2 separate regions of the Mus musculus genome follow, and region 2 is linked to region 1. A link is a loop called in an ENCODE intact Hi-C map of the cell type or tissue named here. Cell type or tissue: heart. All regions are shown on one strand. Each heading gives the region's core, and the rest is flanking DNA. Links, peaks and the distances in the headings are about the cores only.

Evidence for each region. A loop is a pair of places that touch in the nucleus more often than their neighbours do. Peaks named below come from ENCODE experiments on the same cell type or tissue, not always from the same donor. Only the 100,000 strongest peaks of a DNase experiment are listed, where the experiment ranks them.
Region 2: a loop joins it to region 1, with 2.4 times the contacts of the local background. A loop is called at or near these places in 2 of 42 quality-filtered maps.

Annotation. Positions count from the first base shown.
Region 1 is chr15:84,259,164-84,262,300 of GRCm38, reverse strand. The region is part of intron 1 of Parvb (parvin, beta); the gene reads right to left. Among named protein-coding and RNA genes, the nearest start is that of Gm33723, 21 kb to the right of the region's middle. In heart, for the core only: a CTCF peak has its summit at 1,792 (motif pointing left); a DNase peak (open chromatin) is centred at 1,780; H3K27ac peaks cover 420 bases.
Region 2 is chr15:84,595,941-84,599,077 of GRCm38, reverse strand. No RefSeq gene overlaps it. Among named protein-coding and RNA genes, the nearest start is that of Gm34095, 21 kb to the right of the region's middle. In heart, for the core only: a CTCF peak has its summit at 1,840 (motif pointing right); no DNase peak of the experiment used is centred there.

The DNA of each region.
Region 1 (3,137 bases), core at 346-2,845:
CGAGGCTCAACCAATTCGGAAGCTCCTGGAATCTCTGCCCAGGCTCCTGAGGTGTGGGTTGTAAGATCTCCGCACATGCACACCAAGGCTACGGGAATAAGCAGGATGAAGCATGGCTCATCCCTGGCTGCAGACGACGCTGCAGAGGCACAGGCCCTCCAAAGTCCCTGCAAAGAGCAGGTGTCAGACTCAAACCAGCACAGTGCCTATGGGAGGCTCAGGGCCATCTAAGCTCAAAGGGCTGTGGTAAAGCTGAAAATGCAGGCCCAGTCCAGGGGGAAAGGAAGTGTGGACCACAGCTATGGAGCAGTGAGGGCCAGCAAACAGCACAGGCCACTGGGGAAGGTCAGAGACTGCTGGAACCTCAACTTCAGGTACCCCAGGTTGCCGCTAGGGTCAAACCCAGGGACTCACACACACTAGGCAAATGCTCTGCCATTGAATTACGTCCCTAGTCCTTCCTTTTGGACACTGTCTTAGTTAAGGTTACTATTGCTATGGCGAAAGGGCTGGTTTGGTTTATGCCTCCAGATCATAGTCCCTCACTGAAGGAAGTCAGGACAGGAACTCAGGCAGGACAGGAACCTGGAGGCAGGAGCTGATGCAGAGGCCATGGAGAGGTGCTGCTTACTGGCTTGCTTCCCCTGCCTTGCTCAACCTGCTTTCTTATAGAACCCAGGACCACCAGCCTGGGGATGGCCCTGCCCACAATCACTAATCACTGCCCTCCCCCATCAATCACTAATTAAGAAAATGCTCTAATAGGCTTGCCCACAGCCCAACCTTATGGAGACCTTTTTCCAATTGAGGTTCCCTCCTCCCAGATGACTATAGCTTGTGTCAAGTTGTCATAAAACTAGCCAGCCCGGTGGCTCAGGCTGTCCTGGAACTCTCAATCCTCCTGCCTCGGGCCTCCCAAAGTGCTGGGACTACAGTATGTGACACCATGTCCAGCCAGTGTCACCACTGCAGAGTCACACAGCATACTGGCTAGTCTAGAGGACTTCAGCCCTATGACTTGATTCCCTGCTTTTGAAGCTGCACCCTACACCCCAGCCCCGCACAGAAGGGCTCCCCTGATCATCATCTGTTCTCTTGGCTCAGACCCTCAGCTCAGGTGCTGATGATCAATGACTCTTAACCCCAGGCCACACAGCAGGCCTTTTGCCGCAAGCCTTGGAGTCCCCAACTTAGGAAGGGTTGCTTTTGATCCCACTTCCTTTCAATCAATTCCACTGCCTTTCGACAAGTGATTTTAATCATGGTTGGGGGGAGGTGCAGAAGAATTCGGAGAGAGAAGAGCGTGCAACACCCCAAATACAAACAAACAAATAAACAGCAAAAGAGCAAAATGCAGATTTCCCTGCCGGTGGTGAACACACATCGTGCCATCCCTCTGAGAAAGCTATACAGGTTGCTTGCTCACCAAGGCAGACTGGGAATGAAATCTGCTGGTCGCTCGAAGCGGCAGAACAAGCCTGGTCAAGCTCAATACAGATAGAGAAATGCACTGTGTAGAACAGGAATGAGAGCAGAAATGGCAGCAGGAGAGTCACTCCTCAGCGGAGCCGGCGAGGCCCGCTTCCCAGCTGTGGAACCAGCGGTAATTAATCTGATCGGTAATGTTCCCACATACCCAGAAGTCCAAAGCGGTTCTGCTGAGAAAATAAGAAGATTAAATCATTAAGCCATTAACAACAACAACAAAAGAGCTCTACTGTACACCTGCCACGGGGAGAACCACTCCCCCCGCCCCCAAACTGGGCTGAGAGCAGGAACGCTATGTACATGGCGCCCTCTAGTGGTCATCTGTACTATGGCTGTCTGACGAGACTTCGTTCGGGAGGCAGGTCCAGTTTAATCTTCTTTGGCTGAGATAAAAAGCAAAGACCTGGGTTGGGGGGCGGGGACGGGGGGAGGGGTGCTCAGAACACTAGCACTGGACTCTGCAAGCTTGGCAGATGAGGAGCCAGGGCTAAGAGCCTATGTAGACACGCTCCCTGCCCCTGACACTCTTGGAACCCACGGATCCCACGCACTTCCCCAACACATTGGCCTCCCTTGACAGCTCCTTTCTTCGAGGCATTGTCACAGTTTGGCACATCTGCGCCAAAGGTTTAGCTGCCATCACTTCTGTAAAGGGCAGGCGTGTCACCTGCTTGTCTCCTGGCTCCTCAGGGCATCAGGCAGAGAGCAAACTGCTCAGAGAACAGCTGGCTAATCCTCAGTGAGTTCAGGAGCAACTGGGCCAGCAATCTGCAGCTTTAATCAATCATTTATTTGCAGTTATTTTCCCTATTTTGGTCTTTGGAGAACAATCTTGATACGTAGCCCAGGCTAGCCTCAGACTCACAGGCCTTCTCCTGCCTCATTGGTCCAATTGCTGAGTGGGATTACAGGCATCTGCCATCATTCCTGCCTGGGGATTCTCGCTGTAACTCCCTGGACCTCTTTCTCCTACATCTTTTATGGTTGCATGGTGCTTCCCCTTCTGTGATGAAAAAAATGAATGTATACTGAAGTTAGCTTGGGTAGTACAAGCAACCCCATGGGGTCTCCAGGCAGGAAGAGAAGCCTGGAACAGAGACAGACTGGGAGATGCAGTGTGCTGATGGCTGGGGGGATGGCGGGGACAGCACGGGTCCTTTCAGAACTGGAAGAGGTCAGAGATGAAAACTCATCGAAGCCTCCAGAAGGCTGGAAAGCCCAGCCCTGATCCTGACTGATGACGTTCAGGGCTGTAAGGCAACACACAGACTCCCGTTCTAACTAATGAGGTTCTGGTGCCTCATTGCCACAGTCCTACAGAAACAAACAAGGGCATGGGGGGCACGTTGCTTTGATCCCAGCACTCCGAAGGCAGGCAGATCTCTGTAAGTTCAAGGCCAGCCTGGTCTACACAGCGAATTCCAAGACAGCCAGGGCTACATAGAGAGACCCTGTCTCAAAAAGACAGAAAGGAAAAAAACAAACAAGGAGGGTGGCTACCAGAAGCCTTGCACATCCAGATAGACTCTCCCACTGGCCTTTCAAGAGCTGTTGAAAGAGACAAGCCTGGGTCACTCAGCAGCAGAACTTTAGACAGAAAGGAAGAGCTGTTTGACCTCACTGTAGAGAGCACCGCCCCTCCCTGATCC
Region 2 (3,137 bases), core at 354-2,853, 340 kb before region 1:
GTCATTGAGGTGGAAGGCAGCCTGTTACCAAGGCTTACCCTACTTCAGGTAGTAGTACCATCGCTGTAGTACTGGTACTCAATGAGGCTGAATTGTCTTTCATTGTCAAGTGGGAAGCGGAGACACAGGAAGAAATGGACCTTGGGGGTAGGGCATGGTTGGGGCTGTCCTGAGTGTTGTGCTGAAACTTCTTATAAAGGGTTTTTACTAGATTATAGATTTAGACCTTGTCTCAGACAAACATACAAAAATAAAGAGGTGTGATAATACATTGCCCTGCCCCTTCCAGTCCTTTCTCTCTGCTCCCTGTGTGTGCGCAGCTGAGCTGTGACTTCTCAGCTTCCTGCTCTGCCTACTTGCTACCTTGTATGCTTCCCTGACATTGGGACCAGTCACCAATTGCTTTTGGTCACCGGGTTTTATCATAGCAACAGAAAAGTAACCAATACACTCAAAGCCCACCCCCACTTCCTCCAGGAAGGCTGTATCTAAAGTTCCATAATCTCTGCAAACAGAACCATTAGCTGGGGACCAACTGTTGGACACCTGAACCAGCAGGAGGTGGACATTTCTCATTCAACCCCCCACCGCTACTACTGGGGAGGCTTTAGCCTCAAGGTAGACCAGCAAAGGGGAGGGAGCCAGAGTGAAAACATTTTGGGAGCCCACGGGTGGGTAAGTGAGAGCACACAGGGCAGGCTGGAGAAAATGGACATTCAGCCAGCAGTGTTGAAAGCCAGGGACCGTCAAGAGGCTTGCAGGCCGTGATGACAACTTTCCTGACAGCTAAGGAAGGGAGTCCATGTCAAACCAAATGGTTTGCTAGCCAGGATTTACTCTCAAGGGAGGGGAAAGTGCAGGCCTCTGGACTTAGCAGAAACAACACTGGAAGCTGGGGAACACCTGAGTATTAAACTCTGCCCCTCTTATACCAATGGCGATCATCCAGCTCAGATCTCTGTTCTGGGTGACCTCAGGGAGCCTGGCTGCCAGGCTGACAACTTATGGGATGCTGGCTGGCAAAGGCCAAGCTCTAGGTGACATGATGGGGTGATGGACCCATGCCAGGGGCTCAGTGGAGTCCAGTGTTGCCCTGCCATATTCCATGCTCATGTTTGGCCACTGACCCTGTTCCCAATAGTAGCCTGGCCATGTGACAAGGTGGCAGATTCTTGTGCACTCTGCAACTGCCCCTTAGTGCTCCCACTTTGGTGCTCCCATCTAGATGCACCTGCCTTGATGCTTCTACTTTGGTGCTCCCACCTTGGTGCTCCCACTATGGTGGCCAGATGTGCACTACTTCTGTGGGTTTGCTCTACACCTATTTTTGGCTCCTCCCATGACTGTGCACTGTCTAAATCCCAGGAGTACCCTCATCCCAGAGCACTCCTCACACCCCCCTTCCTGGACCAGATGCTAAACAGTAGACCTGTGCCAGCTGTTATCCAAGTATGAGTGTGACCAAGATACCACATAGAGTGGTCCATGTCATGTGGGTGTTTTTCACTGTGTGGTGTATAGACTTTTCCCACTATGACAGATGCCCAAGAGAACCAATTTGATAGGAGAAGGATTTGTTTCAGCTCAGAGTCTCTGAGGGCTCAGACCATGGTGGGCTGCTCCATTGTTGTGAGATGGAGTGAGGCAGAGACTCATGGCAGGAGTGTGTGGCAGAGTCAAGCTTCATTCTCCCATCATGGTAGCTGAGACTCAGGGGAGTGAGGAAGAGCCAGGGATATGATACAGCACTCAAGGACACACCTCCAGAAACCTTCCTCTAGCAAGGCCTCATTTTCTAACATTTCCAGAACATTCCCAAATAGTTTGGGGCTAAGGCTTTGATGTGTGACCACATGGGGGAGCACTCTGAAGACTAGGAATAGGAGGCCTGGGGAGGTGCCTCTGTTAGTAAAGTATTTGCTTTGTAAGAGTCAGAACCCAAGTTTGATGGCTGTAACCATGAACCAGACAAAGGTGGGGGGTGGAGGCAGGCAGTTTCCTGGATGCTCTCTGGCTGGCTAGCTTGGCCCCACCTTGGCAAAGTTCTAGGCCAATGAGACTCTGTCTCAAAGAAAACGTGGAAAGCACCCAAGGAGCAACAAACACCCAAGTTGTCCTGCCACCTCCACGTGCAAGTGTTTGGATCTCTCTCTCTCTCTCTCTCTCTCTCTCTCTCTCTCTCCCTCCCTTCCTCCCTCACACACACCCCCATAAATCACTGAGAAGAGCTAAGAATGTGGCTCAATAGGTAGAATGACTGCCAAGCATACGTGAGGTCCTGGGGTTCGATCCCCAGCACCAACTAAACCAAATGTGGTGATACACACCTGTAATCCCAGCTCTCAGGAGCTAGATACAGAAAGGTCACAGGTTCAAAGTCATCCTTGGCTACACAGGGAGCTTGGGGACCAGCCTGGGCTATATGAGATCTTGCCTCATACATTAGGAAAAAAAATAGGGACGAGAAAGTTACAGGAATTTTCAGGGTACAGAAACTCTACCGCAGGGGGAGTTTTAGGATGCCTGATGGGATGGTAAGGCTGGCCAATAGCCCAGATGTGAGTGCCAGGGGTCAAGAGAGAGCCACAGGAGAGAAAGTGTCTGAGGCAGGTGAATGCCAGGAGTTGGGGGAGAGGGTTTAAAACTTGTATGAGAATACAATGCCCCAGGTGAAGCCTCTTTTGGAGAAGAATGTGAGGAGGGGAGAGCACTATGCACCGCTTCTGCCGCTAGTCTGCACAGTCACATGGCCATTTCTGATTCTGTTAGGAGTTTGTATGGACTATGGCAGGATGCTGGGCAGATGGCAGGGTACAAGAGGGTCTGGTGGTGATTTAGAGGGGGCCTTACATCTATAGTGGATGTCAAGGGAGACACCGTTGTGTGCAAACCCCACAACTTAACAAAATACACATACTACTGAGACAGTACCAGTTGGATCTGTAATGTCCCCCAAAGGCCAATGTGCTTAAGACACTTATATCCCAATTAGGCCCTGCTGGGAAGTGGTGAGACTTGGGAAGGTGGAGTCTAATGGGAGATTTGAGGGGGTGTGTCCTACAGGAGAGGGTGAGGTCCCTCCTATTTCTTGGCTTTGCTCCTCCATGTGTCCCTTGGTGATGTGCCATCTAATCACA